Linked DNA regions of Homo sapiens: region 2 is linked to region 1. The links are chromatin contacts, found by Hi-C in ENCODE. All regions are on one chromosome and are shown on one strand. The core of a region is the stretch at or near the end of the contact, and the rest is flanking DNA. Distances in the headings are between cores, read along the strand shown.

Region 1 (6,776 bases), core at 3,200-5,699:
GCTTTTCCTACGTAATTGTTGAACCAAGGATACTGATGGTGCAGAGCTGGAGGTATGGCTTGGTAAATAAGCACCCTTAATTTTCTTTTTTTTTTTTTTTACAGCAGATAAATTTAAATGCACGGAGCCTTGAAATCTGAGCATTGAATGGTACTCTGGGTATCATTTAACCTTCACACACCATAATGAGGCCCTTTATAGCGTTCTATCAGACAGTCACGCTCTCTCGATTTGGACGCTTCTGGTGAGGGGGGACGCATTACTTGAAGAGGCAGCATGCCCATTATGGCATTGCACATTTTATTATAAAAGTTGTAATTAACTACTGAATTCCATTCTTCACAGTGCAGTGTTATAGTGTGGGCAAAGGCACTGACGTGATCTGAAAGTAGGCCCCAGGGTAGAAATTAGAAGCTCTTTTGTGCATACCATGCACAGTCTTGTTGTTGGTACCAGGTTGTGCTGCCTCTGCTTTCTGCTAAGTGAATCCAGGGATATGATAGATTTGAGGAAATGGTCAGCATATATTTTAGTTTTTTTCCTAGATGTTCCAATTGGCCTTGGACTTGGCTGCAGCAGCATAGGTGAACATTGAGGATGCTGTTCCCTAAATTTAACTATAGAATGGGAGTTGTGGATAGGGGTGGGGACTGTCTGTCTGTGGTTGGACTTGACTTGGTACTAGGTAAGTTTAGTGTGTCCAGAACCTTATCTTCATCAGCTTTTTTTCTTTTTTTTGAGATAGGGTCTCGCTCTTCTGTCCAGGCTGGAGTACAGTGGCACATTCTTGGCTCACTGAAACCTCCACCCCCAGGGCTCAAGCCATACTCCCACCTCAGCCCACCAAGTAGCTGGGACTACAGGTATGTGTCACCATGCCCAATAATTTTTGAATTTTTTGTAGAGACAGGTTCTCACCATGTTGCCCGGGCTGGTCTCAAGTGACTGAGCTCAAGTGATCTGCCTGTCTTGGCCTCCCAAAGTGCTGGGATTACAGGTGTGAGCCACTGTGCCTGGCCTTCATCGGCTTTTAAAAAACTGCTTCCTGAGATGAGTTGAACCATAGATTGAGAGGTTTACTTTTCTCTCAGAATGTCATTAGCAAAGACTTTTCTTTTGTGCCATTGTCCCTGAGTTTTCTTCATAAGGTTAAAATAAACTATACACAGACAAATGGATTGTGGGATGAAACATTGAACTACTTTTATAAGTAATAAAAGGGAATCTGAGCACTTTACTATTGTGTAAATTCTATTAATTTAGTTTTTGTGTTAGAAACTTGCTAGATATTAATAAATTCCATTTCCTTTTCCTGGGCAAGAGGAAGACTGCAGTTCTCATTCTTTGCAGTTGGTTTGAGGCCATGTCACAAAACCCATTGTGCAATCTTTCACACTTGCTTTCCCTTTGTGTTGATGACGACAATGTCAAAAGATGCATGGAGACTTAATCCTTGGGTCATTTAAAATTCTTAATTATTCCATAATTATTTTTGTCATCAAAACCATTATAATTTAAGCAATTAAAAAATTCTCCATATTTCTTCACCTTATTAGTTATTTTAATTCTGTATGTGAAAGATGAAATAAGAAACATGGTAAGTTGGCAATTTTAAAATAATGACATAATTCTAAAGGAAATTACTTTAGACATGAGATAGAGGATAAGGGAGAAAGACTTAAAAATTTAATATTCAGAGGTTGGACAAATGAAACACTGACAAATAACCTTTCAAAGCTCATCTCAATGTGAATGTTTCTGAAACTTGATTATATGCCCCCATGTTAAAATCAATGCTTTTTTCAAATGCTACAACAAATGACTCCTGAAGGGTCCAGTTTGCTTTTCAATACAGCTTAAAATCAACGGGAAAATATTAGTGCAGTAAAGCATGTAGTATTGTAATAGAATTTTTCTCTCCATTTACCTCAGTGGCAATGCTTCAACAGAGTTGTATGAGCAGTCGTGATATGCAATATATTATTTTTATAAATCTTAATAAAAATACACTTTTTTATCAGCTTTTTCAAGATTGATATACTCTGGTCAATATGACACAAATCTTGTTGAAAAATTACAGGTAAAACACAAGATAAGCATGCAATCAATTTAAAGCACAGTTTGTCCTGGTGAACAGTTTGTAATGACTAATCTGTAGGAACCTTGATTACTCAGTTGAATTGAGGTACTAGCCTGGCATGGTACCAGGCTTCCTGTTCATGCATGTCCATCCACCCACCCAGTTGCTGCCTCTACTTCATAATACGCTCTCCCACATCTCTGCTTTAGCCTCACACTTTGAATATTCTTATTTTTGTGGATGCAACTGCTTTTTGTGTGAGCATATCTACAGCTTCATTAACCTTTATTCCTTTGAAACTCAGGTTCCTCCTTAGGTTTAATTTATGTCTTTCTGCTTTTGAATTTTCAAAGATGGGCTTGAATAACAATGGGAGCATTTGGGAAAATCTAATAATTATCCCAGCTTGGCCACTACCAAATTGCATAATTGCAAGCAAATTATCCTACGTTGCTGAATCTCTAACTTACTGTCAGGAACTGATGACAATTAACCACTATTTAACTCGAAATAGATGATTCATTTCGATATTTGTCCTTTAAAATGCTAGAAAAACCTATTATGGCTGATAAGAGGGCTATAAAAAACAGTGTGGCGTGGAGCTTTGCATCAGAAAAGCTGTGTGCATCTAGGCTCTGCCATTTATTGACATAAAATCTGAGACAAGTAGTTTCATCTCTGCATTTGTTTCTTCAAATATGGACTGGGGTAATTTTACTAATCACAGGGATGTTTTGCGAATGAGATGGGGTCATGTAAACAAGTGCCTAGCACAGTACTGCTCTGTAGAAAGGGCTCAGTAAAAACTTAAGTTGGAAAACATTAGGTACGAAACCCAAGTTCCCCTGCAAAGGGCATACAGCAGTGAAAAATGACAGTCCTATAAGTGTCAGCTGTCTGTTTGTTGATCCAGGGTAATTCAAAATTTATTCTGAATAATGAATTCTGATTTAATAATTCCTATTTTTTACTACTTTTTGTTTTAGAGATAGGGTCTCAGTGGCACAATCCTAGCTCACTGCAGCCTTGAACTCCTGGGCTCAAGCATCCTCCCACTGTAGCCTCCTGAGTAGCTGGGACTACAGGTGCACATCACCATGCCCAGCTAATTTTTATTTTTGTAGAGACAGGGTTTCGCTATGTTGCCCAGGGTGGTCTTGAACTCCTGGCCTCAAGTGATTATCCCACTTTGGCCTCCCAAAACTCTGGGATTACAGACATGAGCCACTGTGCCTGGCTTAATGCTTGTTATTTAATTAACTTTGAAAGTAAAGAAGGAAAAAAGGGGAGGGTTTTTAAAAAAAATTTACTTATTTTACTAATTACTTATAGTTCTGAAAGAAAACCAGTCAGTAAATCAAAAGTCCTGCCAATTCACTCCTTGCTCCAAACCTGCTAGAGTCCGTGGTATTTGGAATAAAATCTAGTCCTCACCAGGGCCCACAGAGCCCTCCCTCAGTTGCAGGCTGCCTCTGTGCCTCTCTGGCTCCGCTCTGCTCCTCACCTGCTCTTCTCAGCCCCACCTGCCTTCGTGCAGCTTTTGTATACTCTGAGTCCGTTCCCATCTGAAGCCCTGTGACACTGCCACCCTTTACTTGGAATGTTACTTACCTTCCTTACAGGTTTTTGCGTAGCTAGGTCCTTTCCATTCAGTGTCCCCTCCAATCACACTTTCTCAGTAAGAAATCTCTAAAATAGACACCTCTGCCCCTCACCCCGTCACCCTCTCTCTCATTAATCTACATATTTTTCTGATGAAATTATAAAAATATAAAAAGCATGTATTACTTAAAGTTATGTATATATTTGTTTACTTTTTATCTGTCTCTCCCACTAAAGGTAAGTTCTAAGAGAGCAGATGATGTCTTGTTCATTGCCATCCCTTGTCAAAGAGGAAAATACATGTTATTACATAATATATCTAATAACTACACACTATGTATTATAAATCAAGAAATATTACCTGGAGTACCGCTCCCTGGATCAGTGCTCAGCACCCGTAGGCATTCATAAATTTTTACTGCACGAATGCATTTTCTGTGTGGATTGACCTTCTTACTATTTTAGACATTGGGATACAGTGTTTAACATGTGAGAAAACAGTAAAAGGTCCAAATGTTAGGGACTCAGAGCTCTCTGCAACTGAGAGCTTGCTTAAGAAAATACTTTTAGGAGCATTGGTTTCCTTTTGGAAAAACAGGAAAAAGAGAAAGAGGTTATAGGAGGAAGATGTTGACTCAGGACCCCAGAATTGCTTTGGATGCCAAGGACCTTCTAGAAATTGGAAATGACATGATTTCTAGGACAATGTGGAAGATGTGACTATTGGGCCGTGGGGTGGAGAGAAAGGTCATTATAAGAGTCAGGACTGGAGACCAAGGCTGGGCCTGACAAAGATGAAACTGAAACTGAAATGAGACTGGGTGACTCTGTGTGTGTGGTTTTTTTTTTTTTTTTTTTTTTTTGAGACAGAGTGTCGCTCTGTCGCCCAGGCTGGAGTGCAGTGGCGGGATCTCGGCTCACTGCAAGCTCCGCCTCCCAGGTTCACGCCATTCTACTGCCTCAGCCTCCCGAGTAGCTGGGACTACAGGCGCCCGCCACTACGCCCGGCTAATTTTTTGTATTTTTAGTACAGACGGGGTTTCACCGTTTTAGCCGGGATGGTCTTGATCTCCTGACCTCGTGATCCGCCCGCCTCGGCCTCCCAAAGTGCTGGGATTACAGGTGTGAGCCACTGCACCTGGCCTGGGTGACTGTGTTTTGTTCGTGAAAGCTACTGACATGGGCCAGCCCACAAGGACGCTGAATGCTGCCAGGCTGACCTACAGGGTGGCCTCTGTGATTCTGTCCTGCACGTGGATGATGTCCATCACAGCCATATTCCCTCCCACCCCGTCTCCTGCCCTCTCATCACAATTATTATTATTATTATTTTTACCTTTATGGCCTTATTTGCTTTCTACATTTATGACATTTTAATCTTTTTAAATTTGCAAAGAAAGGTATGCTTAAGATAATGATTCAAATATTACAGAAGGGTTTCTGAGAAAAGCAACTGGCTCCAGTCCCGTGTAGCTTCTTCCCTCAGTTCTGGTTCCTGGAGGCCACTTCTTGTAACTACTTGTATTTTTAGTGCTGATGTTTAGTGCCAAAACTCTAGATTAGTCCTGTCCAATGGAAATCTAATGTGAGCCATATATACCATTTTAAATTACAGGCACACCAAAAAAGTAAAAGTACACATATAAAACGAATTTTAATAATATATTTAATTTAACCTAGTATATCCAATATATTATTTCAACACATAATATAAAGATTATTAATGAGATAGTTTTCATTTTTATGTTGTTTTTGAAATTGGTTGTATATTTTAAACTTGCAGCAGATGACAATTTAAGTGCCCAACACCCACATGTGATTGGTGGCCACTATATTGCACAGTGGCCCTCCAGGTAATATTTCTTGATTTATAATATATAGTGTGTAGTTATTTAGATATATATTATGTAATAACATGTATTTCGTCTTTGATAGGAAAAAAAGGTTGCTTACACACAGCTCTCTCCTCATGTTTTCTTTCTAATGCTTTTAGATATATACATGTATTTGTATTATACATAATTTATACTTATAATTTTAGTTCTTTTATTGGCTACTTTTATAACTTTATTTTTATTTATTTATTTATTTATTTATTTTTTTGAGGCGGAGTTTGACTCTTGTTGCCCAGGCTGGAGTGCAATGGCGTGATCTTGGCTTACTACAACCTCTGCCTCCAGATTCAAGAGATTCTCCTGTCTCAGCCTCCCAAGTAGCTGGGATTACAGGTGCCTGCCACAAAGCCTGGGTAATTTTTTGTATTTTTAGTAGAGACTGGGTTTCACCATGTTGGCCAGGCTGGTCTCGAACTCCTGACATCAGGTGATCCGCATGCCTCTGCCTCCCAAAGTGCTGGTATTACAGGTGCGAGCCACTGCACCCAGCCAGTTACTTTTATAACTTTAAATAATGTCCTTGAAGCTTTGTTTCTGGTTCTTTAGCTTCAATAATATCTCAATTATATGTCTTAACCCCTCATTTTAGGATGTTACCATTCCTACCACATTCTATACATTTCCTTCCTCTGTCTAAGTTCCATCTTCCATCAGCTCTGATTATATTGGACTCCAGTTGTAAATATTTATATTTGATTCTGCAACCATGTGTTTTAGCCTTTCTAAAAAATTAAATGTACATGGAGTGAGAGAACCTCTGTGTATTAATTTTGATTAATACAGATGGCAATCCAGACAACCATAACTTGATCTACACAGAGCTCAAGTCTAAACAGAGAAGGACTTCCCTTTCTACCAACCAGTAGATTATGTGGTCATGGTTTTTGATAATGGAATGAAATACCAGATACTAATTTGAACTGGGGCTTTTATTATTTTATGAGTCCATTCCTGGAGATTAAATATAGTAAGGAAGTAGATTCACATTTGATGTGTAAATGATTTTTCCTCCTTCTGAAAAGCTAACTCTTACGGATCAGGATTATTGTTCTGCAGAGATCAAATGCTGAGACCCCAGAATCAAAGGAAACACAGGGTCAGAGAGGTCATGTGAATTTTAGTGGCACTGGGGCTGACGTTCACAGAGAAGTGTATTTGCAGTTATTTTTGTTTTCTAAATCAGAATTTGGTGTATTAAA
Region 2 (6,549 bases), core at 1,289-3,788, 130 kb before region 1:
TCAAATGTATTTTCCAGTCTGAGATCCATTTTTGTAAGTTGTTTGTCCGGTATGGCTCCAGTGCATTATTCTGTTGGGTGTTAGAATACAGAACATCTTCAACATAGATTCAGTTTGGTGTCCTGATTGTGAACATGACTCCATTTGTGTTATATGTGTGTGATTGTATTCAACTAGGAATATGTGCTTTTTGGCTAATGTACAAAATGCTGGGTGCGCCAGAGATGTGTCTGAAATTCATGGGATGAGACTTTTACCTATTTCTCCTTCCACAGACTCTTTAGTTGTAGCTGGAGAAAAGGCAAGTGAATTCCTTTTGGAGCTGGGTAGAAAGGGCATGGAGTTAAGGGTCACGAAGTCAGCACATTCCCTTGTGGAATTGTGCCTGTAATCTGCTGATTTCTACCCTGATTCTCTACCTCTCATTTTGCCTGAAGTGACACTGTCCCTAGACCAGTCCGTGGCCAGCCCACATCATTTCTTTTAGGGTTATCTGAGGATCTGAGGTCCATGTGTTTCACAAGTACCCACAGGATGTGCCCACCATTTCCCTGCAATTCAATTCCAAGTCTGCGTTCTGAAGTAGAGGTTTCAACCCTGGGAGATACTTGTGGGTGTTGGAAGTGAGGGGTGGGCCTGGGGAAGGACTGAGTCATGAGGGTCACCAGGGCCTCAAGGAAGAGAAAGTTTCACCAGCTTCACCTCTTCAGAAGGGATCTCAGCCATGCAGATTCTTGGAGGGAATTAGGAGGCTTTTAAAGTTACAGAGATGTCCTCAGCTCTGAGCAATGTTCTGAGGAGTAAAGTCGTCATCAGCCCATTTTGGCCCTATGTGGGCATCCTCTTTCCCACTCTTTCCTCTTGGGAGGAGGGACTCCAGTTTCACAGCTTGCCAGGGCTTTGGGCTTGTAGTATGGGAAGAATATGGAGCTAGGTGGAACTCTTGACCATAAGGATTTCATTTCCTGGTGACTTGAATCTTTAGGCCCAGAGGCTGTTCAGAATCTAACCAGCTACAACAAAATTGGGACTTGAGGGGGATTAAGAAAAACTTGGCTTTAAAAATTAGAATTAACAACAAGAGAATGGTTAAATGAGTTCAGGTATAAAAGACTGCAATAGTTAAAAAGAAATAAGGATACAGACATAAAAAGATCTTTGAGATGTACTGTTAATTGAAGAAAACAAGTTGTAGAATAAATTTTAAAATACAATCATGTTTATGCAAAAGAACAACAACAAAAAAACCTAGCTTTCTCCCCGCCACAGGTACATGCATGAAACCATACCCAGGAGGTTAGGAAGATGCCACACTCAATGGATGACAGTGGCTGCCTCTGGGGAGTGTGTGTGAAGGTCGACCAGACCTTGCACTTTGTTTTGTTCACATTTTAAAAGATAATGTAACTACGTCTTTCTGCTGTAATCAGAAATAAAAAAAATAGAACAACTGGCTTGAAAATCTAGGATGCAAATCCTTCTGCTTATCTGAGACCCAGGTGGTCACTGGTTCAGTCCTGATGCAGAGCAATGGCACTGACATTGAAATTGCACTCAAAGAAACCGAGCTGCAGCTCACCATGGACATGTTGTAGGATTCCAACCAGGAAGTGCTCTGAGCTTCACAGGGTTGCTGTGAGTATTAAATGAGATAATATATGAATGTGCTTTGCAAAAGTTAAAGTGGGAGACACATATAAGGTAGAAATACTATACTGTGTCATTACATTCTTGTACTAGCTCCCAAAGTGAAAGTGGGATAAGAATGCAAGCACCACAACCCGATGAAGTAGATATTATTATGATCATCTCCATTCCCCAGCTGAGGAGTTAAGTTTTAGTTAATTTTCTATTGGTCATTCGGCTGTTCAGCTGCAGTCAGAACTTGAACCCAGGCTCCCTGCTGTTCTCAACTGCCACTGCATGTTGAAGCACTCGGACACATTTACAGCCATGTGTATATATATTTACCGTTTCCTTCTTGGAGCAGTTCTGACAAAGCTGAGATTTAAACCTCCAAGAACAAATATATGAAACTGATTCTAAGCACTGTAGAGTATTTATGATGTGTTTGTGCTAGGCATTGTAGGAATAACAAGTGGCTAACATTTTCTGATCATCTGCTGTGTGCAAGACCGTCTTCTAAGCGCTTTACATGTATTAGTGCGCACAACTTTATGCAAGAGGTACTACTATCCCCACTTTACAGTTGAGAAAAATGCTGCACAGAGAGTTTAAATATCTTGCTCAAAGCAAAGACGTTTAAGATATGGTCTCTACCCTGAGTCCAATATGCGTGAAATAAAACAATGGAGAAGTGCTGCAATGCAGCTATTTACAAAGTTCCAAGGGCGCTCAGAGAGTACCATCCCTGCAGGGGAAAGCGAAGCACTTCGTGTGAGATCCTGAAAGTCCGGGGTGAGCCACTTCAAGCAGGGGCGGGGCGCGTGTGCAAGGCCCTGGGCTGAATTAATGAGAACCCGATCTCATGTTCTGGGTCAGAACCGAGCTCCATCCGGACTGCAGCGCAAGCCAAAGAAATGCAGTGGCTGCTGTCCCGGCTGGGCCCTTCTGCATACCCCGGGGGCATCGGGCCAGGGAGCCGTGCTCCCCTTGGGCCGCGGGGTTGGTAAGCAGCAAACCGAGCTGAAGCGGCCAAGAACCCTCCCGTAGGGCAGAGTGAGGATTGGCGGGAGAGAAAAGCCTAAAGGGACTGTAGCAATTGGCTGCCGCCTTTTCCACCGTAGGAGGATCGGGCTGACACTCCCAGCGTTGGGACTTATTCAGGTAAAGATTATGTCTGGAGCCCCATCTTGCTTCAGAGACCTCCCGTTCTGCGCTTATCACTGCGTCCCCGGAAACCAGACGTCCCTTAAGAGACTTAGCCAATTATCATCCACGGCCATTACCGTGGAGAGCCTAGCGCTGTCAGCGAGTTTCTGATTGGCTGTTGCTGGAAGGGGGCGGGCCCGGAGAAGAACCGTGCAGCGTGCGGAAGGAGCCCTACTTGCCCACCGTTCTCTCCAACTCAGGACGGACGGCGCCGCCAAGTGGTCTGTAGGGGTAATGCCTCGTGCTGTTGCCCCGCAGAGGGCGGGCTTGGCTTGCCAGGCTCCTGGAGAGGAAAGCCTTTTAACCTAAATGAAGTAGAAAGAGAAATACCTAAACTTGAATAGGAATCAGTCGTGCTGAATAAGAGAGCTCTTAGTCAGAATGCGTGTCGTCGGTTCCAGCTCCACATTAACTCAGTTTCCTTTCTTTCCTGAGCCTCATCTGTCAGATGGGGATAATGATAATACCTATCTCCAAGGCTTGCCATGAGGTTTCAATGAAATTAATATGTTTAAGGTTCGCACAGTGCCATGCGCATAATAGGTACACGATAAGCAATAACTGGTGGGGATCAGTGCACTGGTTAAGAGTGAGCATTCTGGGTCAGTGCCGTGACTCACACCTATAATCTCAGCATTTTGTGAGGCTGAGGCAGGAGGATTGCTTGAGTCCAAGAGTTTGAGAGCAGCCTGGGAAACATAGTGTGACCCTCTCTCTACAAAAAATAAAATTATCTAGACGTGTGATGTGTGCCTGTAGTCCCAGCTACTTGGGTGGCTGAGGTGGGAGGATCACTTGAGCCTGGGAGGTCGAGGCTGCAATGAGATGAGATTGCACCACAGCACTATAGCCTGGGTGACAGAGTGAGACCTTGTCTCAAAAAAAAAAAAAAAGAAAAAAACAAAAAGAATGAGAATTTTGCCGTTTGAAAGAATACCTGTTGAGTCCCAAGCCTGCATAGCACTAGCATGGTGAGATTACATAGCCTCCCTGTCGCAGTTTCCTCATCTGGAAATGAGACTAACAATAACACCTACTTCATGGAATTGTGGTTTAATTGTGGTACTGATAAAATACCCAATACAAAGCAATCAGTAAATGTTGGCCCCTATTATTCATATCATTTATGAGGAAGGGAATAATGATTATTATTTCCCTTCTTCCTCCCCCAGGCAATAGGCTACTTCAGCCTGAGTTGGCCCTTCTGAAAGAGGAATAGTGGCTTGCTTTGTCTGGAGTTAGTCTGTAAACCTATCACACTCACACGTATGAACATAGGACTTGGAAAATCTCTATATCACACTCTTGCCCACAGTTTACATTATTCTTTTAGGCACTGTTTTCTTAAGCCCCGTTGGCACCTGACGAAAGCATAACATTATAATGATTAACTTATTGGAGTAGAATTGGTTTATTAGAGTATCTTTTAAGTTGGCTGTAGTGTTCAACAGTATTCTGAGGGCAGTGTACATAGAAGGACATGTACTGATGAAGACAAGGGTTTCAGGGGTTTGAAATCAAAGGACATAAGTCAGCATATACTCTAGGGTGAGCCTGGGTTGGGACCAATGATGGTGAAGTGTGTAGCGGTGGTTGGGTGATTGGTTGGGAGCAGGGAAGTCTGGAGTGTTTCTGAGTCATGGGAAGATTACTGGACAGACTTGGAGACTTGAATTCTGGCTAAAACGAATTCACTCTCTGGCTGTGTGATCTTGGACAAGTCACTTATATTTTCTGAGAACTGATTTCTTTGTAGTAAAATGAAAATAGAATATGATTCTTGTGTGTAGTGCGTAATAAGTACTCTATAACTGCTAGTTATTTGTTGTTATTCATAGTATCACAAATAATTCCTCCTCAAACGTATGTTGCGAGAATCATGGAGAAATCTGATCTGTTTTTATATTTCAAGAGTGATGAGTGCCTAAGATCACCAAATTAACAGTTTGGGAGTTTGGCAAGGGTTAGTCTACCTTTCCTTTCTTTTCCATTTTGTAGTTCTTATCTTCTCTTCTGTCCTTAATTAAAAGTCTATCCTTCAAGTCACACAAGTGACCCAGTTCAGTGAGGACCTTCATGGTTCTTTGGATGCCTCCCTGCTGTACCATACGTTTGACCACCTCCCATCATCTGCCCCACCCATTTCCTTCTCTTCTGGCCTATAGGAGAGGACTCTAGCTAGAGCTTAGGCCCTGTGTACAGTGGTCTCATGTATCTTGGCAGCCCCAGGATTCCAGGGTTCTTCTTTGGATGAATGACCTTGTAATTGAAGCCCAAAGTTTAAGGCTGGTACTGCTGAGCACATACTGTGGAGGTAAGTGGGTAGGACAGCTGACACCCTCTCCAATTAATCATCCAGCAATAATTTTGGTGCGGTTACTATAGCCTGGTTACTTTGGAGGCCACATTCTTCCATTCTGAAGATATATGTAGAGTTATTTCTCAGTTAAAAATGAAGACAGGCATAATTTTTAGTGGGAAAATATGGGGCTTTTGTGTTGGGCAGATTTAAATTTGAATCTGGTCCTTTACTATGTGATCTTAGAACTAGTTGCTTATTTTCACAGTTTGCTTATCTATAGAATGGGGACAATTGGAATAACAGTAGTAAAAAGGAGTGAACTTTTGATAAATAGAATAACGTAGATGAATCTTAAAATAATCATGTTGGATATAAGATGCAAGACAAAAAGATTACATACCGAGATTATGTTTATATAAAGTTCTAGAAAATGCAAACTTATCTGTAGTGTCAGAAAGCAGGTCAGTGGTTGCCTGGGGACGAGCAAGTGGAGGGGCAGGAGGAAGGATTACAAAGAGAGAGAGGAAAACTTTGGGAGCTGATAGATATGTTCATTACCTTGATTGCAATATGGCTTCCCAGGTATATACATATATCTAAACTTATTAAATTGCACATTTTAAATATGTGCAGTTTATGACATCAGTCTTTCAATAAACTGTTAAAATGGGGATAATAAAATGTATTCATAAATAGTTGGTGATGTTTTAATGAAGAAAACATGTTAAAGTGCCAGAAATACAGCAGGCGATCAATAATGGGCACTCACTTCTTTCCCATTTTCATACTTTAAAAAAGAACACTAGGGAATTAACTTTAGCATAATATTTATATGACAAAGCCTATAAGTGGCACCAATAGCTTAAGTAATATAGAATACACATTTTCCTGTCTTTCTTGGTATCATAGGTACAGTATTATAAAGATTAAATGATGCAATCACATAAAGAACTTTGAACATTTCTGGGCATATAGTAAGTACTTGTTAATTGTTTTTTATTGCATTTACTACTATTGTTATGATGGGTTTGATGGAAGGCATGGAGTGAATAATCAGTAAATATTGGTTACATGTAATTGTAATTATTTTCATTATTAAAGTGGATGAGGAGGAAAGATTTGCTAAAAGATCAAGGAAGCTGATTTCCAAAAGAGTTTGCTTTTCTTGAGATTTGATGGGGCTTGGATTTATGTGTTTGTTTAATGCTAAATTGTGACAGAAACCATCTGGAAGACAGTTGGTGAGTGTCTTCTACAGCAACATAGCAACTCATTATGATTGTTAATATAGATGATATTAAAGGTAGCAGGTGCATTTATAATGATCAGTGAATTTAAATGGGATTAAATGGCTTCCAGCCATTAACAAAGTGGTACCAACATTTGGTAGACATTATCTTAGTGTCAGACAGAAG

Evidence for each region. A loop is a pair of places that touch in the nucleus more often than their neighbours do. Pooled maps may share reads with other maps.
Region 2: a loop to region 1 is called in a pooled map, with 4 times the contacts of the local background. The contact joins two enhancer-like sites. A Hi-C loop is called at or near these places in 9 of 37 single-sample maps with no recorded cell type and 6 of 50 pooled maps.

The regions. Positions count from the first base shown.
Region 1 is chr2:41,713,509-41,720,284 of GRCh38, reverse strand. No RefSeq gene overlaps it. Among named protein-coding and RNA genes, the nearest start is that of LINC01913, 160 kb to the left of the region's middle. RefSeq lists an enhancer at 4,347-4,456. Within about 2 kb of position 4,449, at least 5 of the 41 ENCODE cell types and tissues checked have a DNase peak (open chromatin) inside an H3K27ac peak, as active enhancers do.
Region 2 is chr2:41,837,345-41,843,893 of GRCh38, reverse strand. No RefSeq gene overlaps it. Among named protein-coding and RNA genes, the nearest start is that of LINC01913, 37 kb to the left of the region's middle. Within about 2 kb of position 2,538, at least 19 of the 41 ENCODE cell types and tissues checked have a DNase peak (open chromatin) inside an H3K27ac peak, as active enhancers do.